Regions from separate parts of the Homo sapiens genome. Here region 1 is linked to region 2. A link is an interaction called in ENCODE POLR2A ChIA-PET data of the cell type or tissue named here. Cell type or tissue: GM12878. All regions are shown on one strand. Each heading gives the region's core, and the rest is flanking DNA. Links, peaks and the distances in the headings are about the cores only. Region 1 holds the start of HORMAD2 (HORMA domain containing 2). Region 2 holds the start of SEC14L2 (SEC14 like lipid binding 2).

Region 1 (15,513 bases), core at 3,883-7,882, 320 kb after region 2:
CACTGCAAGACCCACCTCCCGGGTTCATGCCACCCTCCTGCCTCAGCCTCCCGAGTAGCTGGGACTACAGGCGACTGCCACCATGCTTGGCTAATTTTTTCGTATTTTTAGTAGAGACGGGGTTTCACCATGTTAGCGACGATGGTCTCGAACTCCTGACCTCATGATCCGCCCGCCTCGGCCTCCCAAATTGCTGGGATTACAGGCGTGAGCCACCACGCCTGGCCGTTTAGCTCATTCTTGAACTCTCAGCATCATCACAGTACTGGAACTAAATAGGTACTCAATAAATATTTGCTGAGGCTGGGCATGGTGGCTCACACCTGTAATCTCAGTATTTTGGGAGGTCACGGTGGGATGGATCACTTGAGGTCAGCAGTTCAAGACCAGCCTGGCCAACATGGTGAAGCCCTGTCTCTACTTTAAAAATAAATAAATAAGTAAAAAATAAAAAAAATTAAAAACCTAACTTAACTAACTAAATATTTGCTGAGTCAACAGAGAAGAACTATAGGAACAAGGAATAATTAAGAGTCTAGAAAAATACCACAAAATTTTAAAGGTAGAAGAAACTTTAAATATCATTGCTATGGTTTGAATGTGTATCCCAAAGTTCATATTTTGGAAGCTTAATCCTCAATGCAAGTGTTGAGAGTTGGGGCCTTTAAGAGGTGATTAGGTGCCTTCATGAATGGATTAATATTGTTACCCCAGGAGCAGGTTCATTATCAGGAGAGTGGATTTGTTATAAAAGCAAGTTTGGCACACTCACTCTCTCTCTCCTTGCTCTCTCTGTCTTACCAGGTGATGCCTTCCTCCATGTTATGACACAGCAAGAAGGTCCTTACAAGATGCATATCCTTGTTCTTGGACTTCCCAGCCTCCAGAATCATAAGCCAATACATGTCTGCTCTTTTTAGTTACCCAGCCTCAGGTATTGTTACAGCAGTACAAACTGGACTAAGACAGTAATTTAGTCCAAATATCTAATTTTCTAGATGGGGAATTCAAAATCTAGACTTACCCGGGATTAGTCAGCCACTCAGTAACAGAACTGAGACTAAAACTCAACAAGTCTGGCTCACAATTTAAAAGTTTTTCCAGACTGACTCTCCAAAATGAAATTCTCCTTTGCTTTCATTCTATCTAATATGATGTACTACCAGGGCCTCCTTAGTTCTTCGGCTTGCCTACTTATTTCTAAACATGGGAGGGTCTCTTTCTAGTGTTCTAGCATGAGCTTGCTTCAGGAAGGCAAAAAGATCTAAATTATTTTTTCAAAAAACATGGTGAAACTTCGTCTCTACTAAAACTGGGCATGGTGGTGGGTGCCTGTAATCCCAGCTACTTGAGAGGCTGAGGCAGGAGAATTGCTTGAACCCGGGAGGTGGAGGTTGCAGTGAGCCGAGATTGCACCATTGCACTCCAGCCTGGGCAACAAGAGTGAAACTCCGTCTCAAAAAAAAAGCCAGACTCCTTTCAGCCTCTAATTATTCTGTTGCTACTGTTTTCCCTTTGAGCAGGTGTTTTGTGGAGGTCTTCTATTTAAGTACAAACCCTGCTTAATTTTAAAAGCTCACAAGTTCACAGGAGGTATGACTCTAGAGAGCATGCATTCTCAGAGAATAGGTCTGATTTTTTCTATGTGTTATCCCTTTGTTCAGGCTCATTATCTAAAAACCTAGAAGAGATTTCATAACTATGGATTTTAAGAACTGAAAGCTAACTTTGCAATGTCATTCTCTTATATATTTGTTTGCAAATTAGATCCACACATATTTGAAACTTCACAGTTCATCAATACCATTCCCTCTTCTGTTTTTGAGACAAGGTCTTACTCTGTTTACCCAGGCAGGAATGCAGTGGCGCAATCTTGGCTCACTGCAACCTCGACCTCCTGGGCTCAAGTGATCCTCCCACCTCAGCCTCCTAAGTAGCTAGTACTAGAGGCCATGTGCCACCACACTCAGCAAATTTTATTTTTGGTAGAGATGAGGTCTCACTATGTTACCCAGGCTGGTTTTGAACTTCTGGGCTCAAGCAATACTCCTTTCTTAGCCTCCCAAAGTGCTGGGATTATAAGTGTGAGCCACTGCAACTGACCCTCACTCTTACATTTGATATGTCTACTTTGTGACAAGGATTATGATCTTCTTGAGAAAGAGGCAATATTTCTATGCTCTTTCTGGTAAAGATTCACTCTAGGCTTACCTCTTGACCTATATCTCAATTGCCCTATTTTTTTTGTTGTTGTGTATTCATTTTCTTTTCTTTTCTTTTCTTTTTTTTTTTTTTGAGACAGAGTAAAGTGCGGTGGCATGATCTGTCACCTAGGCTGGCATAATCACAGCTCATTGCAACCTCAAACTTCTGGGCTCAAGTGATCCTCCTATCTCAGCCTTCCAAGTAGCTGAGACTATATGCATGCACCACCATGCCCTGCTAATTTTTAAAAATTTTTTATTTTTGTAGAGTTGGGCGGGCGGGTGGAGGGGGAGGTCTCACTATGTTGCCCAGACTGGCCTCGAACTCTTGGCCTCTCAAAGTTTTGGGATTACACATATGAGACACCACACCACGCCTTCAATTGCCCTATTTTATATGGTGGCACAATTACTTCCTATTTTACCCCTACTATGTGTGAGTCCAAGATTCACATAAAGATTAGCCAGCTGCTGTTTAGTTTACTAAGGCCTAAACCACTTTTTTAACCATTCCAAGTGAAGCAAAAGCCAAAGTTTTATTACATTTTCCCAAATATAATCATAGTTGATTTATGAAGGCTCTCTACCCATCTTTCTCAATCTTCAAAAACCGTTTTTTACAAGAAAATCCCTTTTCTATCAGGTGAACACTATCCAATAGCTGGATTCTGAAATGTAACTATATTACCTTCCTTACACATGCATGTTGTTAAGAATGGCTTTACTCAAAAGAAGTGTACGTTAACATAAATGGGTTCAATAGATTCCTAAAGCTGGAAGGGAGCACAGACATCTTCCAACCCCTTTGATTTAAAGAAGATCCAATTCTGTGGAGGAAGAATCTTTTTTTCAGCAAATGATGCTGAAACAAAAGGACATCTGGAGGGTGGGGGGAAGAACAGAGAATTAAAAGAAACTTAACCTAAATCTCACACTGTATACAAATATTAATGCAAAATGGATCATGGATTTAAACCTAAACATAAAACTATAAAGAAAAGGGGCCAGGTGCAGTGGCTCACACCTGTAATCCCAGCACTCTGGGAGGCCGAGGTGGGAGGATCACGAGGTCAAGAGATCGAGACTATCCTGGCCAACATGGTGAAACCCTGTCTCTACTAAAAATAAAAAAAAATAAAAAAATTTAGCTGGGCGTGGTGGTGCACACCTGTAGTCCCAGCTACATGGGAGGCTGAGGCAGGGGAATCGCTTGAACCCGAGAGGTGGAGGTTGCAGTGAGCTGAGATTGCGTCACTGCACTCCAGCCTGGCACAGAGCTCGACTCCATCTCACAAAAAAAAAAGAAAAAAGAAAAGGAAAGTGAGGCTAAGCAAGGGAACTTGGTTTGCCAAAGTTCGCCCAATTACTTAGACCTTCCAACAGAGCTTGCTTCAATAAATTATTCACCATTTTAACAAATTCCATTTGGCCCTGGTAATTCCCCTACCTGTGCTCATTCAGAGAAAATGGCTTCCACTATATTAATTGAGTATTTGTTCATGCTCTTTTGACTTTTTAATATCTTTTTCATGCTATTTCAATTATTCATTCATTCAACATCTACGAGGCAACTACAATGTGCCAGGCAACAACATGCAGGATTACGAGATGTAAAATACTGTTCCTACCTCAACAGATTGATGGTCCAATGGAGGAGAAATTAGATTATGATCCTGCTGAGATTAAAAACCCCTTTAGGGGCCAGAACCACCCCTCATTTCTACCAGCTGAGTACACGATGTACTGCACAGCCTGTCCAGTGCCCTGCGTACTCGGACACATTTTGGCGATTGGCTAATCCTGAGGTTCAAGACTCTCTCCCTCTGTTTAGGGAACTAAAGTCCATAGGGATTAATTGGCAAATCCTCACTAAAGTGAAAGGGGAGCTGAGGTCAAGGGGGGCGGGGTGTCTTGTCCCCACCTCTCTCACCTCTTGGCCTGTACCAGGCATCGATCCTGGCAGAAAACCTCAATGGCTGGGGAGAATCTGACCCAGGTAAGATAAACTTCCCCAAAGCTCCACCACACACGGCCCCCTCCAATGTCGGGCACAGACATCGTCTGCCCTGCCAGCCTCATCATGGCTCATTATGGCTGCTGCTTGCTCAGCAAGTTTGATTTCATGTCCAGAAAAATCTGAATTTCAAAACTACCTGGGTGCTCTCTGTCCAGTTCTGGGGGAAATCGCCTCCCTTTTGCCTTCCTCCTCAGCCCCCTGCCCTCCCGATTCTCTTCACAGTACTTTAGGCCCTCACGAAATATGATACTTTCAAATCCAACTTAAAGCCTTAAGTAATAAGAAAAGAAAAAAAAATTGTTTTTTGACATAAAGACAGAACTAACAACGCCCGAGTGCCCTCTCTGGGCCGAGACCTCGCGTCTCAACAGCCCTCACCTCAGCTCGTCGACGCTTCCCTCCCACCGGGGGTCAACGGCCTTTTCCGGCCCAAACCCGCTCCTCGGCTCATGAATAGTCAACGAGGCCTTTCTGGGCGGGACCAGAGGTTTCCTCATGAATAATTCATGACCCGTCCACGGCTAGCCTGGGCGACCGGCCTCGCTAGACTTCATGAATATGCAAAGCAGGGGCGAACGGCGGCTAGCCGGCCCCTAGCCCGCCCGGCCCCTCAGCAGCCGCCTCTCAGCCACGGGCTGCACACTGACCCGACGCGACCTTCGGTCAGGGGCCGCCAGCCTGGGCCACCTATACAACGACAGCCTGCTCCGGGGCTTCCTGAGGAGGTGCCTGCCCCGCCGAGGTTAGGACCCGAGGGACCGTGGGGCTCGGGCGGGCCAGGACGCCAGGCCGGCGGGTCCCAGAGAGGTCTGAGGCGGGCGCGGGGCGGCGTAGGGGAGGGAAGCGAGAGCCTGGGGGGCCCAGGGACCCGAGTTAGAAGAAGGCCCGAGAAGTGCGGCGCGGTGGCTCCACCTGGGATCCCAGCACTCTGGGAGGCTGAGGCGGGCGCGTCACTTGAGGTCAGGAATTCGAGACCAGCCTGGCCAACATGTTGAAAACCCGTCTCTACAAAAAATACAAAAATTAGCTGGGCGTGGTGGCGCGCGCCTGTAGTCCCAGCTACTTGGGAAGCTGAGGCACGAGAATCGCTTGAGCCCAGGAGGCTGAGGTTGCAGTGAGCCGAGATTCCGCCATTGCACTCCAGCCTGGGCGACAGAGCGAGACTCCGTCTCAAAAAAATTTTAAAAAGTACAAAAATTAGCTGGGCCACCTGACGTGCGCCTGTAGTCCCAGCTGCTCGGGAGGCTGAGGTAGGAGGATCGCTTGAGCCGGGGAGTTTGAGGTTGCAGTGAGCCAAGATCGTACCATTGCACTCCAGCCTGGGCAACAGAGGGAGACCCTGTCTCAAAAATAAAAAAAAAGAAAAGAAAGAAAAAAGACATAAGGCCAGAAGGCCAGAGCTTTCCAATACTTGAGGGCATCTGCAACCTCTTCATCCCTACCCTGGACCTGACTTTGCATTCTTTTTAACATTAATTTGTAATTATGCAAATAAAACATAAATATATTCTCCTTTGTGCCCTACCCCTAATCTCAGTTTTTTCTGCCCTGGTAACTGTGGGAGCAGTTGGGGGTGTGGCTCCTTGGATCGTTTCTCACCTGTTTAGGTAGATATTTCGTATCCTGTGGTGCTTTCCAAAGGCTCCTGGAGTCCCATGAACCTCCCCAAGGGGATTTCCCAAGAGAGTAGATGAAAGAGTGAGCCACTTGAAACCTGTTCTTATTTTGTTTCTGCAGGAAAGAAAAAAAAAACTATTCAAGTTGGCGAGAACATGAGTTTAGAACATAATGACTAAAACTGAAATTTGGGCTGAAATATTCTTTTAGTGCAAGTTTTCTCAACCTTCTCCCCACCCCCACCATCATAACAACCAAAAATTTCTCTAGACTTTGCCAAATGTCCCATGGGGTGTGCAAAATTGCCCTCTGTTGAGAACTACTGCGTTCACCCTATACTTTCCGGAAGTAACTGCTTTTTAAGCTCCAACCACACAGATGGTTTGTCTGCACCAGCCCTTCTCAGCCTCCGCATTTACCAGCCTCTCTGGCTGGATCACTAGGCCCTCTGTGCTGGCTGTTCTAATTTTCTTCTGCCTTCAGATCTGAGCTCAGTCAACTGCTACCATATCCAAAGACTTACCCCTCTCTGCCCTATACTATTGGCAGTCTACCCCACCAGCAAACACAGTTATTCGTTATTCTGTTTCTTTCATAGAATTTCTCTCAATCTAATTTTTTTTTTTTTTTTTTTTTTTTTTTTTTGTGAGACAGAGTCTTGCTCTGTCACCCAGGCTGGAGTGCAGTGGCGTGATATTGGCTCGCTGCCACCTCCACCTCCCAGGCTCAAGTGATTCTCCTGCCTCAGCCACCTAAGTAGCTGGGGTTACAGGCATGCATCACCATGCCCGGCTGATTTTTGTATTTTTAGTAGAGATGGGGTTTCACCATGTTGGCCAGGCTGGTCTTGAACTCCTGACCTCAAGCAATCCACCCACCTCAGCCTCCCAAAGTGCTAGGATTACAGGCTTGAGCCCCCAAGCCCAGCCATGGACTTCATTTCTTTGATAACCTGTTTTGTTTTTTTCTCTCTATCACCTGGAATAAGTAAGTAAGTGTCATCAGAGGCCTGATCTGGCGGAGTCGCCCCAGGATGCCCAGTGCTGGCACACACAGTAGGCACTCAATAGACATTGGTGGACTGAAATTATAAATTACCCTGTTTTCCTCCGAAGAGCTTCTGTGGAGTTTCTCTTACTTCTTTCCTTCCTCACCATTTGGCAGGCTCCTTGTGACCAAAGGAATGGATTAATAAGCCCCTGTGCCTGGCCCCTGTGCTAGGAGCTGTTGGGTAAAGCCTTCATCTTTACCGCTGGCTTAACTCCTTGAGGTCAAGAGCTGTTATTTTTACTTCTTTTATTATGTTCATTGAAGGTATTCAAATAGATACCTGAATTAACTGTTCCTCAGTGAACATTGAAGGTATTCAAATAGTTGAATGAATGAATCGGTTACTTAAGGAACAACATTAGATAATTAAACATTGACAGTGTTACAGGGGGCTTTAGAAATACTCCAAGTCTAGTCCTTTACTTTACAGATGAGAATATAAGTAATTTGCTCAAGGTCCCTAAGCTTCTTAAGAGGCCGGGTCACATGTACAACCCATGGTCTCATACCTCTTATTTTGAGACTCTTTCTTGTCTCCAGTCAGGCTAGTTTCTGATTACTTTTCTGTGAACCTGACTTACAACTCAGACACAGAAGTCCCAAGCCAAATACTCGCTTCTTGTCAACTAAAAAGGCTTTGAGCCTGTGCTTTTTCATCTTGATTAAATACAGCCCTGGGGATAATGGCCTAATGAACTCAAAAGTGCTATATGATATTCAAACAACTTCCCAGCTTCCTTTGTACCTTTCAGTGATAAGAGACTGGGAATTGTCCCTGTCAAAGCATTTTGTTTGTTTTGCAAGTAGAAAATGTGCATTGTGGCAGAACTTGATCAGTTTAGAAATTTCCAAATAACCAGAATTTTGACAAAGGTAAAAAGTCTCCAGCTGAAGTTTTGCCAAACCCCAGTAGTAAAATAACACATGACACAGGTGAAAATAGAGGAGGGAATCTTATTTGAGATGACTTTCATTGGCTAAATTTGACCTTTCTCTCTTTAGACACATTTACATCACCTGACTCTGTACCTGAAACAGTTGTCAGTCACCAATCAGTCTCTAGTTTGAGCTTTGTTTTTTGAGGGCTAAGGACCATTTTTCGTTGTTAGTTAAAAAGAATTCAGGGTTTCTTTCTTGTTCTTCTTGATCATTTCATATAGGCAGCACCTGGTTAGGGGAGTCTTGGCGTCATGCTTTCAGTTTTTAGACCTTTATAGTTTATTCCGAGGCATCTGACAGTGCACTGTGTCACCAGAAGCAGAGCTATCTTTTTTTTTTTTGAGATGGAGTCTCACTCTCTCGCCCAGGCTGGAGTGCAGTGGTGCAATCCCGGCTCACTGCAACCCTCCGCCTCCCGGGTTCAAGCTATTCTCCTGCCTTAGCCTTCTGAGTAGCTGGGATTACAGGCATGCGCCACCACACCCAGCTAATTTTTGTATTTTTGGTAGAGACGGGGTCTCACCATGTTGGCCAGGCTTCTCTCGAACTCCTGACCTCAAGTGATCTGCCCACCTCAGCCTCGCAAAGTGCTGGGTTTACAGGCGTGAGCCACTGCGCCTGGCCAGCAGAGCTATCTTTTGCCTACCTAAAATGATCGGAACTCTGCTCATCAAGTTCAGTTTAACCTTGGAAATCCTCCCCCAAAAAATGGTTCATTGGAGGGTTATCAAAATAGAAATATTGAATATAAAATATCTTCCCAGGAGGATATTTCCCATTAGATGTGTCTCCCTCTTCAGTGTACACAATCGTGATACCAAATATAGAGAAAAAGAGATTGGGATGGAGGGAGCAGCTAAGTAGGAAGGGTAGTTTCTTTATTTGTTTTCAACATTTATTGGAACTCTGAAAAGCATAATGTCCAGTTATGAAGTTGACACCACCACATTCATTCATCAAGCATTTATTTTGTACCTACCATTAATAAAGCACTCTACCTTGCACTGCGGGGATCACAGAGGTAATGACTTGGTCCCCAAACTATGGAATTCTACAGTTTAGTGAGAGAGGGAGATCTGTGATACTAATGGAGGTATAAAGTATATGATAGAATGTAGAGAAGGAAGCTACACATTCTGAATTGGGAATCAAGACAGCTTTACAAAAGAGGTGACATTTTTAGGAGGAGAGCATGTGTATATCATTTTCTTTACTTGTTCTTTGGCAATGGTTAGAATACCTCAAACCAATAAAAGCAGACATTTTGCCCACCACTTTAGAATGAGGAGAGAAAAGGAGGTGTAAGATCCTTTCTTTCCACTCCTGGCAGCAACATGCTTCTGAAAGCTAAATGTTGCTTTTGCAATTCCAAGTGTCTCACTTACGATTAAGAGAAAAGCTGAGTAGAGAGAGTCCTCCCTCATCTTTGTCCCCTTCCTCAGTAAGGTTAAGTTAAATGTGGCTTTTTCTTTTCAGCTGCCTTATTTTAAGCGCTCATTTCTATGTCGGGATGTCTTTTTATTCTGGTTTCCATTGGAGCATGCAGTAGCCATCTGATTGCAGGGAGTGGTCACTGGTGCTTATAAATGTATTTATGAACGTGACTCTGAAATCCTAGAATTTTAAGCATCACCGAGAAAAGAGAAGCAAAATGATTTAGAGAACTGTAGTTTTGATTCAAGCCTTTGCGTGTGAACTGGCTATATTGCTAGCTTATTTGGGGTATTTTGTAGAAAGAAAGGCAAAGGTAAAGAGTTGCCAACCGAGCTGTAGCTTCTGAACTTTATCCATCCTTTGGCAGCCAAGGAGAAAGCAGTCAATATGAAATAAGTCCCCAACTATAAGGTCTAAACATAATTCCTGCTGCTTCTGCCCACATAGTGTCATCCTACAAAATATAATTCCATGTGTAGGTGGCAATTTATTATGGCCGTCATCCTCACTCAGAGCTGCATATCAATTTCTGCCTCCTTCAAATGAATCTGTTCTGACTGGCAGAAGGATCTCCATGAGGGTTGTGAGTTTTTGGGGAAAGCCTAGGGTTTAATGAACTAGAACAGGAAATGACAGGGGCTGTAAGTGTAAAGCTGCTGCTTGCTTGAGTGCCTAGACTAAGAAATGATGTCAAGAAAGATATTGAATTCTCAAGCATTATGGAAATGTTCTATTTAGCTACTTGATTCTGTCTTCTGAATGTGAAGTTTCGTTGACGTGTAAAATGATGTTATTCCCCTTAATGATTATCACTTAATAGAAGTTTCAAATGAAATCGACTTTAAACTAGTTTTCCATGATTGCTACTTGGTACATCTGCACAGAGATCTAGATGAGGTGATGTACAAAATGCTCCACACTATTGACAGCCTATAATTTGAGGCCCTTTATTTTCTACACTTCTTGGCGCTTGGAAAATGACGGTTACCTAAAACATGGTTTAGAATTCCTATACGACCATATTGCAGGCTCAGCCCCATGAGGGGCTTGTTTTTCTTCCCTTAGTTGATATAACTTCGTGATAAGTTAAATTTGTAAATACTGATGATCTCTGATTGCGAAGGTCCCAAATTTAAGATCAGAATACTTATGATCTTTGCATAAACTGAACACAATAACACAAGAAATCTGAGGCAGACTTTTCTTACACCTCTTCTCATTAAACTAACAAAGGCCAATTTCTTCCTGCCAAAAGAAAGGTTAAACAGCTGGAAAGTGTAAGACATCACAGGAAAATTACCTACCTACCTTTAAAAATGGAAGGGAGAAAGAGACTTGGAAGAAGTCCTCCTTTACAGGTTTGCTAGAACTTACATCTAAGGAAACTGTCTTCCTCCCAAAAAGCCAGATTTCTGTGGAAACCATGTTCTTAAACGTGCCAGGGGCAATATTAACCTCAGTCACATTAATGCACAGCACAGAAAGATTTACCGTCTTAAGAGGCATTGGGGGCTGGGTGCAGTGGCTCATGCCTGTAATCCCAGTATTTTGGGAGGGTGTGGAGGGAGGATTGCCTGAGCCCAGGAGTTTGAGACCAGCCTGGGAAACATGGTGAAACCCCGTCTCTATAAAAAATACAAAAATTAGCTGAGCATTGTGGCATGCACCTGTAGTCCCAGCTACTCAGAAGGCTGAGGCAAAAGGATTGATAGAGCCCAGGAGGTTGAGGCTGCAGTGAGCTGTGATTGTGCCACCGCACTGCAGTCTGGGCAACAGAGCAAAACCTTGTCTCTTTAAAAGGAAAAAAAAACCAGTATATTTTATTAAACATATAGATCAAATTCACCACTTTAAAATATACAAATCAGCATATTTTAGTATGCTGATTCACAAAGTTGTGCAACCATCACCACTGTCTAATTCCAGAACACCTGCATCACCCCCAAAAGAAGCCCCATGCTTATTAGCAGTCATTCCCCCATTCCTTCCTCCCCTATTCCTTGTCAACCATTAATCTACTTTCTGTCTCTATGGATTTGTCTACTCTGGATATTTCATATAAACGAAATCATACACTATGGCCTTTTGTATCTGGCTTCTTTCACTTAATAACTAAAGTATAATATTCATTCATGCTGTAGCATGTATTCCTTTTTATGGCTAAAAAGTATCCCATGTTTACCACATTTTGTACATCTATCAGTTGACGGACATTTAGGTTTTCACCCTTTTGCTGTGAAGAATAATACTTCTATGAACATTTATGTAGAAGGTTATGTGTGGATATATGTTTTCATTTTTCTTGGATATATATCTGGGAGCAGAATTGCTGCGTCACATGGTAACTCTATGTTTACCTTTTTGAGAAATGGTCAAACTCTTTCCAAAGCAACTACACTGTTTTACATTCACCAGCAACGTATAAGGGGTTCCAATTTTCCCATATCTTTGCTTCGTCATTTTCCCCTTTTAAAAAAAGTTATAGGTTGGGTGTGGTGGCTCATGCCTGTAATCCCTGCACTTTGTGAGGCCAAGGTTGGTGGATCACCTGAGGTCAGGAGTTTGAGACCAGCCTGGCCAACATGGTGAAACCCTGTCTCTACTAAAAATACAAAAATTAGCCAAGTGTGGTGGTGCACACCTGTAATCCCAGCTACTTGGGAGGCTGAGGCAAGAGAATTGCTTGAACCTGGGAGGCAGAGGTTGCAGTGAGCCCAGATTGTGCTACTGCACTCTAGCCTGGGCAGCAGAGTGAGACTCCATCTCAAAAAAAATTACAGCCATCCTACTGGGTGTGAAATGATATCTCATTGTGGTTTTGATTTGCATTTTCCTAATGACTAATGGTGTTGAACATCTTTTCATTTGCTTCTTGGCCATTTTGAAATCCGAGAAGTATATCTTTTGACTTTTTTCTTTTTCAAGATTGTTTTGGCTATTCTGAGTCCCTTGCATTTCCATTTGAATTTTAGGATCAGCTTGTTACTGCCTGCCAAAAAAGGCAACTGAGATTTTGATAGGGATTACATTGAATCTGTAGATCAATTTGGGGAGCATTGCTATCTGAATAATATTGTTTTTCAATCCACAAATATGGATATCTTCCCATTTATATAGGTTTTCTTTAATTTCTTTCAACAATGTTTATAGTTTTCAGTGTACAAGTCTTACACTTCTTTGGTTAAATTTATTCCTAAGATTTTTATTTTCTTTGATGCTTATATTAGTTTGCTTGGGCTGCAATAACAGAATACCACAAATAGTGTGGCTTAAACAATGGAAGCTGATCTTCTTACAGTTCTAGAGGCTGGAAGTCCAAGATTAAGGTGCCAGCAGAGTTGGTTTTGGGTGAGGCCTCTCTTCCTGGCTTGCAGACTGCCTCCTCCTTGCTGTGTCTTCACATAGTCTTTTCTCTGTGCATATGTGGAGAGAGAGATGTCTTTGATGTCTCTTCCTCTTGTTATAAGGACTCCAGTCCCTTTGGATTAGCACTCCACCCTTATGACCTCATTTAACCTTAATTACCTCCTTAAAGGTCCTGTCTCCAAGTATAGTAACATTGGAGGTTAGGGCTTCAACATATGAATTGGGGTTGGGGAGGGCATAATTCAGTCCTTAACAATGCTATTATACATGGAATTGTTTTCTTAATCTCATTTTGGGATTGTTCATTGCTAGTGTATAGAAAAATAATTGCTTTTCGTATATTAATCTTGCATCCTGTATCCTTGCTGAACTTGTATTAGTTCTCACCAATTTTTTTGTGAATTTTCTATAGACAAGATTTTGTCATCTGCAAATAAAGATAGTTTTAATTCTTCCTTTCTAATCTGGGTGCCGTTTATTTATTTTTCTTGGTTAATTTCCCCGGCTAGAACCTCCAGTACAATATTGAATAGAAGTGGCAAGAGCAGATATCCTTGTCTTATTCCTGATAAGGAATTTTCTTAGGGGAAAGCATTCAGTCTTTCACCAACAAGTATGATGTTAGCTGGGGCTTTTTGTAGATGCCCTTTATCATATTAATGGCTTTCCTTCTAGTCCCAGTTTGTGGAATGTTTTTTATCATAAAAAGATATTGGATTTTGGCCAGGCACAGTGGCTCACACCTGTAATCCCAGCACTTTGGGAGACCAAGACGGGCGGATCACCTGAAGTCAGGAGTTTGAGACCAGCCTGGCCAACATGGTGAAACCCCTTCTCTGCTAAAAATACAAAAATTAGCCAGGTGTGGTGGCAGGCGCCTATAATCCCAGCTACTCAGGAGGCTGAGGCAGGAGAATCGCTGGAACCCGGGAGGCAGAGGATGCAGTGAGCAGAAATCATGCCACTCCAGCCTGGCTGACAGAGAGAGACTCCATCTCAAAAAAAAAAAAAAGATATTGGATTTTATTTAATACTTTTTCTACATCTATTGATCATGTGAGTTTTATCCTTTATCCTTAGTATGTTAAATTGATTTTTATATATTGAACCAACCTTGCAATCCTGGGATAAATTCCATGTGGTTTGTGGTGTATATTCCTTTTTATATGTTATTGGATTTAGTTTGCCACTATTTGGGGGGAGTGTTGTGTCTATATTCATAAGGGATATTGATTTGTAGTGTTCTTGTGATGTTCTTTCTTCTGGTTTTGGTATACCCATCTCATAGAAGGCATTGAGAAGTGTTCTCTCCCCTTTTATTTTTTGGGAAGAGTGTGAATTCTTCTTTATATATCTGGTAGAATTCACCAGTGAAGCCATGTGGTCCTGGGCTTTTCTTTGTGGAAGGTTTGTTGTTGTTGTTGTTGTTGTTGTTGTTGTTGTTTTTAACTACTAATGCAATCTCTGCTTATTATAGGCCTATTCAGGTTATCTATATTTTCTTGAGTCATTCAGTAGTTTGTGTCTTTATAGGAATTTGTCCATTCCATCTAGTTTACCTAATTTGTTGGCATACAGTTGTTTTTTTTTCTTTTTGAGATGGAGTCTTGCTGTATCACCCAGGCTGGAGGGCAGTGGCGTGATCTCAGTTCACTGCAACCTCCGCCTTCCAGTTCAAGCAATTCTCATGCCTCAAGCCTCCCAATTAGCAGGGACTACAGGCACACACCACCAGGCCTGGCTATCTTTTTTTGTATTTTTGGTAAAGACAGGGTTTTGCCATGCTGCCCAGGCTGGTCTCAAACTCCTAGCCTCAAGTGATCCACCCACCTTGGCCTCCCAAAGTTCTGGGATTACAGGCATGAGCCACTGCTCCTGGCTGTCATGCAATTATTTATAAAATTCTCTTATAATCCCTTTTATTTCTGTAAGGTTGGTAATAATGTACCTCTTTCAATCCTAATTTTAGTAACTTCAGTCTAATTTTTTTCTTAGTCTGCCTTGCTAAAGATTTGTCAATTTTGTTGATTTTTTTTTCCAAGAAACAACTTTTGGTTTTATTGATTTTCTCTATTGTTTTTCTATTCTCAATTTTGTTTGTTTCTACTCTAATCTGTATTATTCCCTTCTTTCTGCTTGCTTTGGATTTAGTTTTCTCTTCTTTTTTGAGTTTCTTAAAATGTAAGATTAGGTAATTTATTCAAGGTCTTTATTTAATGTAGCATTTACAGCTATAAATTTCCCACTTAGGTGTGTGTTAGCTGCATCTCATACATTTTACTACATTGTTTTTGGTGGGGTTTTTTTGTTTTGTTTTGTTTTTGTTTTTTTGAGATGGAGTCTTGCCCTGTCACCCAGGCTGGAGTGCAGTGGTGCAATCTCAGCTAACTGCAACTTCCACCTCCCAGGTTCAAGCAATTCTCATGCCTGAGCCTCCCGAGCAGCCGGGATTACAGGTGCATGCCACCACACCCAGCTACTTTTTGTATTTTTAGTAGAAATGGGGTTTAACCATGTTGGACAGGCTGATCTCGAGCTCATGACCTCAGGTGATCCACCAGCCTTGGCCTCCCACAGTGCTGGGATTACAGGTCTGAGCCACCATGCCCAGCCCTAATTTTGCTACATTGTGTTTTTGTTTTCATTCACTTCAAAGTATTTTCTAGTATCTCTTGTGATTTCTTCTTTGACCTAATAGGTATTTTGGAGTGTGTTTTGTGGTTTCCACATATTTGTAAATTTCCCAAATTTCCTTCAGTTGTTGATTTATTGTGATATTGCTTGCAGTGACAGAATATACATTGTATGATTTCAGTCCTTTTAAATTTATTGACACTTGTTTTATAGCCTGACATATGGTCTATTCTGGGGACTATTCCATGTGCA
Region 2 (15,513 bases), core at 1,985-5,984:
ATGCTACAAAGATACAATGGGGAAATTTTTAAAAGGAGGGATGGACAGCCAGGCATGGTGGTTCACACCTGTAATCCCAGCACTTTGGGAGGCCAAGGCGGGTGGATCACTTGAGGCCAGGAGTTCAAGACCAGCCTGGCCAACATGGCAAAATCCCGTCCCTACTAAAAATAGAAAAATTAGCCAGCTGTGGTGGTGCATACCTGTAATCCCAGCTACTCAGGTGGCTGAGGCATGAAATCACTTGAACCCGGGAGGCGGAGGTTGCAGTGAGCTGAGATCGCGCCACTGCTGCACTCCAGCCTGGGTGACAGAGCGAGACTCTGTCTCCAAAAAGAAAAAAATAAAAAAGAAAACAAAAAGCAGGGATGGTGGGGGAGGTTTAATAGGCATGTAGCAATAAGCGACAGCGTGAATGGACCACCAGATCATAAGTGGTCACCAGAAGGCATTAGGCAGGAATGGAAAAGAAGGCCCTGCCTGTTTTAGAGGTCTTAGCAGAACAGATTATCATTCTTGGCTGGCCCAGAGCTATGAAAGCCTGTGTTGCCAGGGAAGGGAATGCAATTTGTCCCAGAGGGATAAGGCAACAGTGGTCGGCTAATACTCAAAGCCAAAAGCTGTGATTGGGATGGGAGGTGCGGCAAAAGAAGTCCACGCAAGGAGTGATTCTGATGGGGAGGAACTGAAGCAACAGCCAAATGTGTCTCACCTTCCGGAGCATGGCCTCCGACTTCTGCAGGTCGAAGCTTCTGGCTGTAACAGGGAAACAGTTCTGGTCAGGGTTAGGTTAGCAGGACTGGGTGTCCAAGGATGGGGAGATTCCCATATTCCCATGATAGGGCCAGTTCCTCTCAGTCATCTCTCCAGCTAACCCTCAGACCATCCTACAAGCAGAAGCTAACATGAGAGCCTTTACTGAGAACTTCTGGGGCACCACAGGCCCCAGGTTTGCGAGGAGAGCAGGTCAAAGTTCAGGGCAGCTGGGGGCAGCTATTGTAACTTCAGGGTCAAGAGAGCTTTACTCCAGTGGTTATAATCAACTTAAAGGTCTTCCGTCCTCTCAGTGAAAATGAACCCCGGATCCTCTTATCATTTGGCCTTCCCCCTTGCACAAAGTTTATCTCCTCCACAGTCTCACATCCAATCCTGAGACCTTGACACCACAGTTCAAAGATGAACATACCAGCCTGGGCAATACAGTGAGACCTCGTCTCTCCAAAAAAACAAAACAAAACAAAACAAAAAAACTAATTAGCTACAGGTGGTGGCATGCACCTCTAGTCCCAGCTACTTGGGAGGCTGAGGTGGGAGGATTGCTGGAGCCTAGGAGGTGAAGGTTGCAGTGAGCTGAGATCTCGCTACTATACTCCAGCCTGGGTGACACAGCGAGATCCCATCCCAAGAAAAACAAAAAACAAAGATGAATATAGCTGCCCCTGTAATCTGTGGCAGAGCTGGCAGAACATCCCAGTGGGATAGAGGGGTTGATGAGCCTCCACCCAACCTTGTCATGTCCTCAAAGGGCCCACACATTCCCTAAAGCCACACAAAGGGCCTGCCTCCCAGGGCTCCTGACAAGTTTCAGAATTCAGTTTCACCTGGGTCACCTCTTTATGCATGATGCCCCAAAAGTTGTCCTGCTCAAGCTTGAACACAAAGACCTCACTGACCCCCAAGGCCACTTGCTCCCAGGTAATCATAGCTGCAATTTGCACTCAGCTGATTGATACTGAGTTGAGATTCATTTCAGAGACACTCAGAGAGTAGGATTGCCTCCTTAGCCTCATGACAACACTTCCAAGACTGGAAAATTCTGTGCTTTCACTCTGCATCTCCCCTACCATCGTGCTGCCCATCCTTAGAGACTTTACGAAGCCCCACAGCTTGGTCTGAAGTCCATGCAAATAACTTCCCTTTGAGTGTTTTCCAATTTTCCAGAGCCCCCTCAGAGTGTGCTCTAAGAGCCACGCAGAGCCCCAAGTGTTGTCTAAGAACTCTCTTTTTCTTTTCTTTTCTTTTTTTTTTTGAGACAATTTCGCTCTTGTCATCCAGGCTGGAGTGTAATGGTGCAATCTCAGCTCACTGCAACCTCTGCCTCCCGGGTTCAAGCAATTCTCCTGCCTCAGCCTCCTGAGTAGCTGGGATTACAGGCACACGCCACCACACCTGGCTAATTTTTGTATTTTTAGTAGAGATGGGGTTTCACCATGTTGGCCAGGCTGGTCTCAAACTTCTGACTTCAGGTGATCCACCCGCCTGGGCCTCCCAAAGTGCTGGGATTACAGGCATGAGACATTGTGCCCAGCCTAAGAACTTTCTTGGCAACAGGCAACACCCTTAACTCAGGTGGAGCTTATAGGCACTGAAACCCCCCAAATCCTTTTCACCTGTGCCACTGCTAAGCCTCCATTGCATACATGGAGAGGAGAGACCTTAGATCCTTCCCTATCAAATTTCCTCTTGTTACAGTCAACTTCAGTCCATCCTTCAAAGAGTTTTGAGATCCAGATTCAGATCAATTTTGCCATCTGACCTATGAACTGTCCCTCCCAGTTGTATGTCCTCTGTGGATTTGGCATCTAGATTTGCTGACAGTTGTGGAACCTGGGCCAGACAGGCTGCCCTCTGGACTGTCACCGGTCCCTTAACCATCGCTCTCTGGGAGTGCCGAGCACATTCCCTGACTCTGCCGTTATGAAAATCAGTCCCTTCTCCTGGGCCCATAGGCTCCCTCAAGAGATTTGAACAATGCCACACCCATCACAGGTGCCGGACACGTCCTGGCAGAACTGAATCCCACCCTTTTTTGTGTGCTGCCATGGCAGCATGGGACAGCTTTTAGAGGAATATCTTCTGGGTTTGCATCCCAGCTCTTCATTTCTCTGCTTGACCTTGGACAAGATACTGTACATCTCTGACCAAATCATCTGATAAGATAGAAACACTTGGAAGATGCAAGGCACTGTCCTCTCATGGTGGGGGAGTTGGGCCATGAAAATGAGAATCTTCCATAGGAAGGACACCACTATTGTGAGAAGAACCCTTATCTTCTTTTTTTTTTTTTCTTTTTTTTTTTTTTTTTTTTGAGACGGAGTCTCGCTCTGTCGCCCAGGCCGGACTGCGGACTGCAGTGGCGCAATCTCAGCTCACTGCAAGCTCCGCTTCCCGGGTTCACGCCATTCTCCTGCCTCAGCCTCCCGAGTAGCTGGGACTACAGGCGCCCGCCACCGCACCCGGCTAATTTTTTGTATTTTTAGTAGAGACGGGGTTTCACCTTGTTAGCCAGGATGGTCTCGATCTCCTGACCTCATGATCCACCTGCCTCGGCCTCCCAAAGTGCTGGGATTACAGGCGTGAGCCACCGCGCCCAGCCAGAACCCTTATCTTCTTAGGGAACAGGAGTGGTGGCGAACTGTGAGCCCCTTATCTTGGGGAGGCTCTCCAGTTAACCCTTATCTGCCAAGGCCCAACATCCAGCATCTTCTGTGAGGGCTCTCCCAGAGTTGCCACCTGCTCTTGGCAGTACCACACCTGAGGCCTCCCCATGCCTGCTTGAGGCCTCTCCAGGCTCCTGCTGCCCTGGTCAGGGGCAACTCAAAGCATGGCTTGGGGCACTGCAAGAACCCAGCTCAGGAGCAGCTGTCTGGGTGGTGGTGGTTCATTCATTCCCTAGACCTGTAAAATGCAGAGACTCAGACCCGCTCTGCCTCCCTCCCAGGGCTTCCACCACTTCCTTGTTTTATCCTGCTCTCTGATCCTTCTTGCTGGGGTGCCCAGAACTCAGCCTCAGTCAGGGGGAAGCAGAGGAGACTTGCGGACCTGCTCTCCATGCCTGGAAGCCAGCAGAAAACTGAAGCCCTCAGTGGAGAAAGGGAGGGAGAGGAGCCCCAAGCACACACCTGGGTTAGGGACAGACATTCTGCCCGTGTGTGACTTTTATGAAAGGTCTTTGTCAGATTGAAGGAGAGAAAGAGAAAAGGCTGTTTTTTTGTTTGTTTTGTTTTGTTTTATTTTCTTTGAGACAGAATCTTGCTCTGTCGCCCAGGTTGGAATGCAGTGGTGCGATATAGCTCACTATAGTCTCAAACTACTGGATTAAGTGACTTCCCACCTCGGCCTACCGAGTAGCTGGGACTACAGGTGCACGCCACCACACCCAGCTAATTTTTTTTTTTTTAAGTAGAGGCAGGGTCTTGCTATATTGCCCAGGCTGGTCTTGAATTCCTGGGCTTAGGTGATCCTCCCACCTTGGCCTCCCAAAGTGCTGGGATTACAGGCATGAACCACCATGCCAGGCCTTGGTTTTTTGTTGTTTTTTGGGTTTTGGGTTTTTTTTAGGGACAAAAAAAAAAAACCCAATTGAGATTCATATTAGGTTCTGACCAGGCCTGAGCTCCTGCCCAGGAAATGTGAGGCACAAATGAAATGCAGAGGAGACACTTCCTCTGTTGTAAGAGGCTGAGCTTGGCTTTAAGGAGCAGGGGTGGCTTCCTGGAAAGGATACTGGCCTGGAGTCTGGAGTCCTAGGTTTCTGCCCTGATTCTGCTTCGCATTAACTGTAACTTCAGGTAAGTCCCCTCCCCTCTCTGAGCCTGTTTTCTCATCTGGCAAATGAGAATGACCGACCACATTCTTTGAATGACCGCCACTGTGAGGGGGTAGGGTGTGCCTGAAGTATGAGGCTCCCCAGGAATCAGGAGACCAGCTGCCAGGACCCCTGGCTGGCCCCTGCCTCAGTAAGAGAGCTGTGTTGCTGTTCAGTGGCTCTCAGAAACCATGCTTCTCCCCCAACAGCAGCTCCCTAGTCTGCTGGATCATTTTGCAACTGGCCCTTTAAGAAGGCTACTATCTTCCCACTCTCTCCACCCACCTGCTTCTAGCTGCAGCCCTTTAGCAAATGCTGGGCCAAAATTTCCTCCAGCCTGAACTGATTCCACTGCCGCCCCCACACTACCCCTCCACCATCTCTGGGCGGTGGACTGGGGTAGGGGGATGGTATGGAAGCTTTTTTGGGGAAAGGGGCAAGTGACACTTCCAGAGGCTCCTGGATGGATCTGCCCTCAGATGTTTACAAGCAGCCTCTCAGGAGCGTGCCAGCTCTGTGAAATTTCTGGAAAGAAAAGGAAAATACATCTCTTCATCTGCCCCAAGACTCCTAGGGTGTGCATGTGCATGTCTTTATGTGTCCATAAAGAAATAATAGGGCCAGTCACAGTGGTGTGTACCTGTAGGCCAAGCTACTCGGGAGGCTGAGGTGGGAGGATCACTTGATCCCAGGAGTTTGAGGCCAGCAAGACCCTGTTTCAAAAGTAAAAATAGGCCAAGGCGGATGGATCATGAGGTCAGGAATTCGAGACCAGGCTGGCCAACATAGTGAAACCCCGTCTCTACTAAAGATACAAAAAAAAAAAAAATTAGCCGGGCGTGGTGGCGCATGCCTGTAATCCCAGCTACTTGGGAGGCTGAGGTAGGAGAATTGCTTGAAACTGGGAGGTGGAGGTTGCAGTGAGCCGAGATCGCACCATTGCAGTCCAGCCTGGGCGACAGAGTGAGACTCTGTCTCAAAAAAAATAAAAATAATAAAAATAAAAATATAAAATAAAAATAACAGCCAGGTGTGGTGGCTCACGCCTGTAATCCTAACACTTTGGGAGGCTGAGGTGGGCAGATCACCTGAGGTCAGGAGTTTGAGACCAGCCTGGCCAACATGGTGAAACCCTTAGCCGGTGTGGTGGTGGGAGCCTATAATCCCAGCTACTCAGGAGGCTGAGGCAGAAGAATTGCTTGAACCTGGGAGGTGGAGGTGGCAGTGAGCCGAGACTGCACCATTGCACTCCAGCCTGGGCAACAGAGCAAGACTCCATCTCTAAATAAATAAATAAATAAATAAATAAATAAATAAATAAATCACTTGAGACCAGGAGTTCAAGGCAGCAGTGACCTACGATCATGCCCATTGCCTGGGCAGCAGAGTGAGACCCTGTCTCAAAAAAAGAAATTAAAATTAAAATAATAGGGCATAATTTGTACTTTAATATTTTAGGATATGATTCTATACCACACTTTGGGAGGCCAAGGCAGGCAGATCACTTGAGGCCAGGAGTTCGAGACCAGCCTGGCCAACGTGAAACCTAGGTCTCTACTAAAAAGAAAAAAAAAAAGGTAACCTTCTTTTTTTTTTTTTTTTTTTTTTTTTTTTTGAGACGGAGTCTCCCTCTGTCACCCAGGCTGGAGTGCAGTGGCGAAATGTCAGCTCACTGCAACCTCCACCTCCCGGGTTCAAGCGACCCTCCCACCTCAGCCTCCTGAGTAGCTGGGATTACAGGTGCCCGCCACCATGCCCGGCTAATTTTTGTGTTTTTTAGTAGAGGTGGAGTTTCACCATGTCAGCCAGGCTGGTCTCGAAGTCCTGGCCTCAAGTGATCTGCCCGCCTAGCCTCCCAAACTGCTGGGATTACAGGCGTGAGCCACCGCACCTGGCCATAATGGAATTTTCTTTATTATTTCTATGTCTGTTAATAAAATTTCTATATAGAGGGGAAAAAAAGTGTCAGAAGAATCAGGGAGGGTGGCACATGACCTGAATCACAGGAAAGGAGAGGAGGGGAAGGAATGGAAACATCTCAGGGATTGGGGCACCAGGCTGAATTTGACCCTCATGCCAGTAGAAATGTGTGCATTTCAACACCACATGCAGAGTTCTGTCATGTCACGTCTTGCAGCAGGCAGGTCTTGTCCTGCTCTTCCAGAGGAGGATCCTAGGGAAGTATTTACCCTGAACAAGGCACCACAGCCAGGCTGGGGAAGAGCTGGAACCAGGACCTGGGCTCTAGAGCCTGGTGGTGGTTTGAGGAGACTCTTGTCACTCTAGGTCAGGCTGTGCCCCTCAGGTTCCCCATGCACTCTGCCCCTCCCTCAAGTTGCCTAAACTGTGGTCTGCAGGGACCTGCCATCACACTAGGGCATAGCAGGGGCCAGGACTCTGGTTCTACACTTGGCTCTGCCTCCGACCCCCCACATGGCTGGGGCCTTTCTCACTTTTTCTTCAGCCAATTTCCCCAACTCCATCAGCAGAGCAGATTTCTTGAGTAGATGGAAAAGGCTGTGGGCCAAGGGTCAGCCGACCTGGACTCTCCCCTTTTCTCTGCCTGCAGTTCGCTCACTGTGTGGCTTGGAACAAGTCACTTGACCTCTCTGAGCCTCAGTGTCTTTATCCACTAGGAGGGTTGAGCTTATGTCATTGCCAAGGGCCCTTTGGCGCTAAAGGTTGGACACTCTAGATGCCTCAATTGCCAAGGGCAGGGTTTTCAGAGGGTGCTATTCTGTTGCCCAGAACAAGCCCCTGCCCCAGCCTCCCGCAGCCCCTCTTCCCTCACCTCGGAGCCAACGCAGGAGAAAATAGTCATCTGGATTCGGCAGGGCCGGCAGCACATCCTGGACATTCTCCCGAAACTGTAGGGAGAGGCATCGGGGTGAGTGGTAGGGCCCGCCCTGACTGCTGCCCTCTGCCTAGGACTCTCCACTGAGATCTTTGCTGGACGCCTCTTTCTTTGTTTCTTTTTTTTTTTTTTTTTTTTTTTTGAGATAGAGTCTCGCACTCTCGCCCAGGCTGGAGTGCGGTGGGCGATCTCCACTCCCTGTAAGCTCTGCCTCCCGGGTTCACACCATTCTCCTGACTCAGCCTCCCAAGTAGCTGGGACTACAGGGGCCTGCCAACACGCCTGGCTATTTTTTGTATTTTTAGTAGAGACAGGGTTTCACCGTGTTAGCCAGGGTAGTCTTGATCTCCTGACCTCGTCCTGATCCGCCCATCTCGGTCTAAAGTGCTGGGATTACAGGCATGAACCCCCACGCCCGGCCAACTGGACTTCTCTTTAACATAGTTCAACTCTGCAGACACTCCCTGGGCACTCATGCTGCCTGGAGCACTGTCTTGTCAGGGGGTGCCAGGTTGCAGGGCAGGAAGTGGGAAGGGAGTGAGACACTGCCCCTGCCCCACAACAAGGGCTCCCACACACCAGTCTGCGGGCAGGCAGATGTGTTCCCAGCTAATCGTGATAGTAGGCACTCTGATACGGACTGCAGTAAAAGCTGTCAGTTTACCAAGCATTTCCTGTCGCTCAGCGCTGATCTTGGCACCATAGCTTATTTACTCCTCACTCACAACCCGTAGAAGTATTGTCCCCATTCTACAGATGAAGGAATTAAAGCTCAGAGAGGCTAAGTAACATGCCCAAGGTCAAACAGCTAGTCATTAGCAGAGTTGGGATGCAAACCCGGGTCTGTCTGAGTCCAGAGCACACACTCTTTCCACCATGGTCTTCTGCCCCATGGAAGGATGAGGAGTTTGCTGGGGAGCAGAGGGAAGAAAGAGGTGGTCTCACACGGCTTCCTATAAAACATGGCATTTGTGCTGGGCTTGAAGGACTTCAAAGGCAGCGGGGGAGAGAGGTGGGCAACTCAGGTGGAGGGAACAGTTCCAGTAGGGGAAGCCAGGAAGCGGGAAAGTGCAGGTAGTGCCAAACAAAGGAGGTGGACAGTGACCTCAATGGACAGCCACACCTACCTCCAACCTCTCACTCCCTGGTAGGCGAACAGGCCCCTATATGCCCTCCCTGAGCCTCCTGCTCCCAGCCATTCACCTTTCCCTGACCACTGACCTAGAGGGCAGTCCCAGAGGACACTAATGAGGACTGGCCACCTCTGCCCCTTGCCTAGGTCAGCCAGGGACTCAGACCATCCCACCCCACAAAGCAGCTCCCAGTGCACCAGGGAAACTGCTCCTCCAAACTGCAGGCATGAAGCTACCCCTCTCCAAGGACCCTAACCAGCCCCTGGTCTCCAGTTTAATCACCACCTAATCCCTTCTCTGCCTGACCTCTCCTGCGAGTCAGCAGTAAAATCTGAAGCCTCCCTGTCCAGCCTTCCTGGGATGGGGGAGGCCCAGCCTGGGACAGAGGCTTTATGGAGCTGGTGCCTCCCCACTGCTGCCAGTGGCAGGATACATCTGCCCCCCGCCCCACCTTTCCCAGCCATGGAAAACTCCCCAGCTGTGGAGCCTCCAAATCTTGGGGCCAGACCCTATCGGCTCTTGCCCAGAGAAGAGCCGACCTCCTCACTCCCCAGGGGTGACAGATAAGAGATTTAGTTCGTGAAGAGGAAGGTCCCGCCCTCAAACTGTTGCCCCCTCCTTGTCACAGATGCCAAGGCAAAGCCAGGCTCACCTTCTTGCCTTCTGAGGAGCATAAACCTTAAGTCCTGAACCAGGCAGGGGTCTGGGATGCAAGATAGGGGACGGCTGGTCTCAGCTCAAACTAACACCAACCCAGTGCCTCATGGGGGGAGCCTGGAATTCACACACGGAGGTGTTCCCTTCAACATCATCTGGTCCAACCTCCTCATTCCATGGCATCGAGGAGCAAAGAGAAGGGCAGGGTTTTGCCCAAGGTCGCACAGCGGCTTGGTGCCGGGGCAGGAGCTATCCAAGTCTCCCAAGGAGCTATCCAGAGCCCTTTCCATCGTGCCACTGACCCTACAAGAAGAAAGCCTCCCGGAAATGGGAGGAAACTTGGGCCCCTGCCCCTGCCCCTGCCCCAGGGCCCGGCTGCCAGTCCCGAGGATGAATGTTGCCTTTGTGCCCTCAGCGGCCTCCGGGGACTCACAAGCAACCACTTGTCCCCAGGTGGCACCGCCACGGCTGCTCAGAGCTTGGGCGGGGGGTGGCCAAACTTCCTGGGACCTCGAGGGTGGCAAAGGGAGGAAGGAGCCATCCGCGGGCGCGGGCCAGGCTGGGACAGCCGCCTCTGTTCCCTCCGCCGCCCGCCACGGACCCTCGGCCCCCACCCAGCCCCGTCCCTTCTCGCTGCCGCAGGAGGGCGAGGGCCACAGCCCGAGGCGGGAGCCCGGGCCAGGGCTACAGCTCACCTTGGCCAATGCCTCCTTCTGCCTGGGGCTCAGATCGCCGACTCTGCCGCTCATCGTGGCTCAACCGCGGGGATGGGGTTTGGGGGCGGGAGGCGGCGGGTGCGGCAGCTGATGGAGCACAGACTCGTCCTCGCCGCCACCCGGAGTAAAGTCCCAGCCTTTTGCCCGGGCCGCGGAGCTGGCAGCCAAGCCCCGCCTCTTAAAGGATCCCGAGAGGCGGAGTAGGGAGCGATGCGCTGGGGCGCGGAAGGCTCTGACACGGGCCCCCTCCGCCCTCCTGAAGTCAGAGACCCAGGCAGGAGGCGAGCAAGTGTGCCCACTGGGACTGAGGCCAGTGGGCATCAGAAGGGCAGGGAGTCTCAGTTTTAGTTCCAAATTTATCCTTACCTCATTGTGTGACCTTGGAAGAGACACCTGAGCTCTCTGGGCCTCTGAACAAGGAGGGATTGAAAGGTGCTATCTAATGAGCTCTTCTAACCAGGCTCGCATAGTGCAGGACAGCACAGCATCCTGCACACAGGGATTGTTTTTGCATTGTTTTTTTTTTGAAACGGAGACTCGCTCTGTCACCCAGGCTGGAGTGCAGTGTCACGACCTCGGCTCACTGCAACCTTCGCCTCCCGGGTTCAAGCTATTCTCCTGCCTCGGCCTCCCGAGTAGCTGGGATTACAGGTGCACGCCACCATGCCAAGCTAATTTTTGTATTTTTAGTACAGATGGGGTTTCACCATGTTGGCCAGGCGGGTGTCGAACTCCTGACCTCAAGTGATCCGCCTCGGCCTCTCAAAGTGCTAGGATTACAAATGTGAGCCACGGTGCCCAGCCTACAGGGATTATTAATAAATGTATCCTGAATGAATGAATGAATGTAAGAACTGCTCCAATAGAGACACAGATCCCGGGGCTGGCAGAACCCTGAGAGGGAGAGAGAAACATAGATCATTCAGGGATCATGCAACTTACCTCGTTTAACAGCTAGGGAAACTGAGGCCCAGATAAGGCATGGCTTGCCCAAAGTTGTTAGTGGCATGACATATGTGGAGTGCCCACTGCCTGGCACATGGAAAGTGCTCAGCTGTGCCCTCCCCTTATGGCCTGGAATTAATGCAGAGCTAGGTCCAGGAGTCTGTGGGCATCTCGTCTCCCAGAGCCATACTTCTGCCCCCTCAACACTCAAGTCTCTGGGAGAGACAAAGCAGAATGTCCCCAGTCTCTCTCCTTACCTGGAGGCAAAGGCACCAGGCCTGTTAAAGACATTTAAGGACTTTGCTCTGCCCTTGGTGTGGCCCCCTCCATAGACGCCTGCTGCAGGGTGCAGAGTGAGGGTTGAGGCCCCCAACGCCCACCTCTACAGAGAGTTTTCAGGCAGTTCTGCCCTAGTTAGGCTCGCTGGCTTCTGGCCTGGGGCAGGACAGGGCTGCCTTCCTTACTGGATACATGGCTAAGATCTTTATATAAGACCCTTCCAGGGCCAGGATATTCTTTCCAGGCTAGAGCCTACTCAAAGGAAACTATTATAGAAGAACAGCATCTTGGCCGGGCGCGGTGGCTCACACCTATAATCCCAGCACTTTGGGAGGCCAAGGCAGGCAGATCACCTGAGGTCAGGAGTTTGAGACTAGCCTGGCCAACATGGTGAAACCCCGTCTCTACTAAAAATACAAACATTAGCTAGGCGTGGTGGTGTGCATCTGTAGTCCCAGCTACTCAGGAGGCTGAGGTGGGAGAATTGCTTGAACCTGGGAGGCAGAGGATGCAGCGAGCTGAGATCACACCATTGTACTCCAGTCTGGGGCGACAGAGCAAGACTCCCTCTAAAAAAAAAAAACAAACAAACAAAAAATAAAAACAAGAAGCACAGCCTCTTATATTGGTTCAGCAACTTAGAGCTCACAAGGTACCTTCAGATCTAGCTTGTCACTTAAGTGTGGGACAATCCTCTAAGGTAGGCAGGTCAGGTGACTTATTGAGGAGCCTGAGGGAGAGGTGGTCATAGGTGGGCACGTGCAGAGTTGGGACTTAAACCCAAGTTTGTGGTTTCTAGGCCGTATGCTCCCAGGCCAAGGTGTGGACGGGCCTGGGAACTGCCTGCGAAAGTTACCCACGAAAGTACAAGATCACCTTCACCCAGCAGGATACAGCCCTCCCCGCATCTGAAGTTACCCAAATAAAAGCCTCGGTAAAGAACCCTTCCCCAGGCCTGCCCTTCCCAGGTTCAACAGCTGCCTCTTTCTTCTTCCTCCACTGAGACTTAACCTACTTCTGGCCCACCATAAAACAGCTAGTTAATTTGATCATATAAATCCTAAATAGGCCCAGGCTCGGTTGCTCACACCCGTAATCCCAGCACTTCGGGAGGCTGAAGTGGGTGAATCACCTGAGGTCAGGAGTTCAAGACCAGCCTGGCCAACATGGTGAACCTCGTATCTACTAAACATACCAAAAAAAAAAAAATTAGCCAGGCATGGTGGCACACACCTGTAGTCCCAGCTACTTGGGAGCCTGAGGCAGGAGAATCGCTTGAACCCAGGAGGTGGAGGCTGCAGTGACCCAAGATGGCACCATTGCATTCCAGCCTGGGCGACAAAGCAAGGCTCTGTCTCAAAAAAAAAAAAAAAAAAAAAAAAAACCTAGCCAGGCACAGTGGCTCACGCCTGTAATCCCAGCACTTTGGGAGGCTGAGGCGGGTGGATTACCTGAGTTCAGGAGTTTGAGACCAGCCTGGCCAACATGGTGAAACTAAAAATACAAAAATTAGCCGGGCATGGTGGCGGGCGCCTGTAAACCCAGCTACTTGGGAGGGTGAGGCAGGAGAATCGCTTGAACCCAGGAGGCAGAGGTTGCAGTGAGCCGAGATCACGTCACTGCAGTCCAGCCTGGGCAACAGGAGAGAAACTCGGTCTAAAAAAAAAAAAAAAAAAAAACAAGCAAACAAACAAAAACACATAAATAAATAATCTGGTGAAGTCCTGGAGCTGGCTAACAAGAGAGAGTCCCTCCTTCCCATCCCCACTTTTTCTCCATCCCCTAATCCCTGCCCTACAGTTCTTCCTCCCTGCTAGGTATGTTGCACCCCTGCTCAAGAATCTTCAATGGCTCCCCGGTTCCTTCCTGAGTTGACTCAATCCCACTGATCTGCATTTGAGGCCTACCCCCACCCCAGCCCAGCATTCCTTGTGGCACCAACGGCCACTTGCCCTCTCCACACACTTCATTTCAATCTGAGAAGCTTCCCACTGTCCCTTAGACACACCTCTGCCCTCCTGCCTCTGTGAGAGCTGCTGCTGTGTCCTGTATCCTCCTGCCAGGTCTTCCCCAGCCCTCAAGACTCTGATCAAATACTGTTTCCAGGAGCTTCTCCCTGAGCTACCCAATGCAACACGACCTCTGCCAACCAGAAGTCCCCTTTCCTGGCCTTGATGTGGACTATTTTGCATTGTAGTGGCAACTCTCAGGGAATAGCATGGCCCAACAGGAAGAACCAGGCCTCCTGGGTCAGGCAGGCTGGAGGGGAGAACCTTCTGTGATGGGTGTGTTGCTCTGGGTATATCTTGCTGGGGACTTTGCTTAGGGGAACATAGAGTGTGAACAACTTAAAGAAGGCTGGTGGCACGCAGAGATCTAGAAGCGTTGGGATGGCAGTCCTAGCGTTGACAGAGCCCTGTGCTTCAGATTCTTCTGGGGGGCAGCTCTGGGCACAGGAAGGAGCACTGGACCGGGAGTCTGGTGTGTGGGCTGGAGACCATGTTCTTGCTTAATGTGCTGCCGTGACTATTCCACAAGACGCATATTTGGGGGTCTCCTCAGGGCTGCTGGCCGTGCCCTCTAGACCTTGGTTGTTTCCTCACTAAAATGAGGGCACTGGCCTTGAGATCAGAGGCCTCCTGCGTGCCCTGGCCTCAGAATCTGTGGTGCCAGGGGGAAGGGGGTGGCACAGAGATTGGCATTGTGATTTGAGAGTTGGAAAGAACAGTCTTTTAAACTCTTCACAAATATTTGTGGAACACTCTACTTCCACGGGGCCAGGGCAGCGCGAACTCTCTGGAAAACCCTTGTGCCTGCGGGCAGCCATGCAGAAAAGCCCTGGCCCCAACCTCCTCCCCTCCTCCCAGCCCAGCCCTGTGGGGCTTGCAGCTGCCTCAAGTCACCTGCCTCCTCTGGGTGTCTGTGATCTGGGGAGAGAACTAATCCCGCCACTGTGAGAATTCCAAGTGAAATAATGGCTGGGGAAGTGGTGGGCGCACACAGGTGAGGGATTATTATTCTATCATGTTGCTTCTGAAGGCACAACAGAGAGTGAGAAACTAAGCCTGTCTGGCTCCTCCCCCGAGCCCCACTTCCTCCTCACTTCTGCAGTCCAGCCTGGCTTTGCAAAGAAACAAAATCCTCTCCCCACCCCACTTCCCACACTCGAACCCCTGATTAAGTCCCTTACCTTCCTGGGTATCACTGTCTAATCCCTAAGCCCTTTCTCACCAGTCTCCAGTTGTCTCCAAGAGCCAAATCCCTTTAGAATGAGGTGGCCCAGATAGCTGTGAGCACAGAGGCTGGGGGCAGGGAGCTGGGACCTCAGGAGTCCCCCAGAGGGGAGGGGAGGGCCGGAGGGGTGCTGGGGCCCCTGCTATGGCTCTGGCACTAGCTGGCAGGAGCCTGGGGACTTCGCTTGGGAAGGATGGGTTGCCATTTCCACCCCAAATAGAGCTAAAATAGAGTCCAGATTCGGTAGGCAAGCTTGTTCCCACACCAGTGACCTCTCAGAGCAGAATGGCATAGGAGTGGGCCCACCAACTCTGGAACCAGACTACCTAGGTTTGGGTCCGGGTTCTATAACCTAGCAAAGTTACTTGACCTCTGCCTCAATTTCTCATCTGTAAAATGGCAGTGATAATCTTACTACCTCATGTGATTGGAATGAGATTAAATGAGCGAATTCATGAAAAAAACGTTGAAGAGTACCTGGAACACTGTAAAGCTATTGGCTGTTTTTTTAAATTTTTTGTGGGTTTCTTTTTGTAGAGATGGGGGTCTCACTATGTTGCCCAGGCTGGTCTTGAACTCTTGGCCTCAACTGATCCTCCCACTGTGGCCTCCCAAACTGCTGGGATTGCAGGCATGACCCACTGTACCCAGCTGGTATCAGCTGTTTTCACTTGCATTCTCTGTTTCTTCTCTTGAATATTCTTGCCATTCAGGTGCCAGCCCACACACCACCTCTTAGAGAGGTCTCCCTTCCCTGGTAATGAGGTTGAAGTGGCCTCTGGCCCCCAGCCCCTCTCTGAGGCTATTTTATCTCATTCCTGTGGCACCTACCGTGGCCTGAAATGATCTTGCTTGTGTATGTGGTTATGGTTTTCTCTCTGTTCTCAAGGGCAGAAGCCATTGCTGGTCACGGTCACTGCTCCATGCCCAGTGCCTAGCACCGAGAAGTCCTTTGATATCCATTTGTGGGCATGACGCTCACCCTGTCCCTGAGAGCTGGACCCAAGGAAGGAGCAGGACCCCCTCTACTTTACAGCCCATGCCACAGTTAAGCTGCGGCTACTTTGCATCTGCCCTGTGTGATCTTGAGTGAGTCATCGACCCTCT

The links. Peaks named below come from ENCODE experiments on the same cell type or tissue, not always from the same donor. Only the 100,000 strongest peaks of a DNase experiment are listed, where the experiment ranks them.
Region 1: POLR2A ChIA-PET joins it to region 2 with 8 read pairs; 3 of 35 experiments call an interaction of 5 or more read pairs at or near these places.

What each region holds. Positions count from the first base shown.
Region 1 is chr22:30,069,578-30,085,090 of GRCh38, reverse strand. HORMAD2 (HORMA domain containing 2) reads right to left here and starts at 4,627. Exons shown (of 11, transcript NM_152510.4): 1 at 4,600-4,627. It overlaps HORMAD2-AS1 (HORMAD2 and MTMR3 antisense RNA 1), which reads left to right and starts at 4,834. Exons shown (of 5, transcript NR_110541.2): 1 at 4,834-4,963. RefSeq lists enhancers at 4,557-4,636, 4,474-5,171, 6,346-6,425 and silencers at 4,977-5,026, 6,476-6,595. In GM12878, for the core only: no CTCF peak of the experiment used is centred there; DNase peaks (open chromatin) are centred at 6,100 and 6,590; H3K4me3 peaks cover 721 bases; H3K27ac peaks cover 765 bases.
Region 2 is chr22:30,391,585-30,407,097 of GRCh38, reverse strand. SEC14L2 (SEC14 like lipid binding 2) reads right to left here and starts at 10,080. Exons shown (of 12, transcript NM_012429.5): 1 at 9,928-10,080; 2 at 7,380-7,455; 3 at 713-756; 4 at 1-3. The coding sequence starts at 9,981. RefSeq lists enhancers at 4,306-4,806, 4,807-5,307, 15,405-15,513 and silencers at 9,688-9,747, 9,768-9,837. In GM12878, for the core only: no CTCF peak of the experiment used is centred there; no DNase peak of the experiment used is centred there.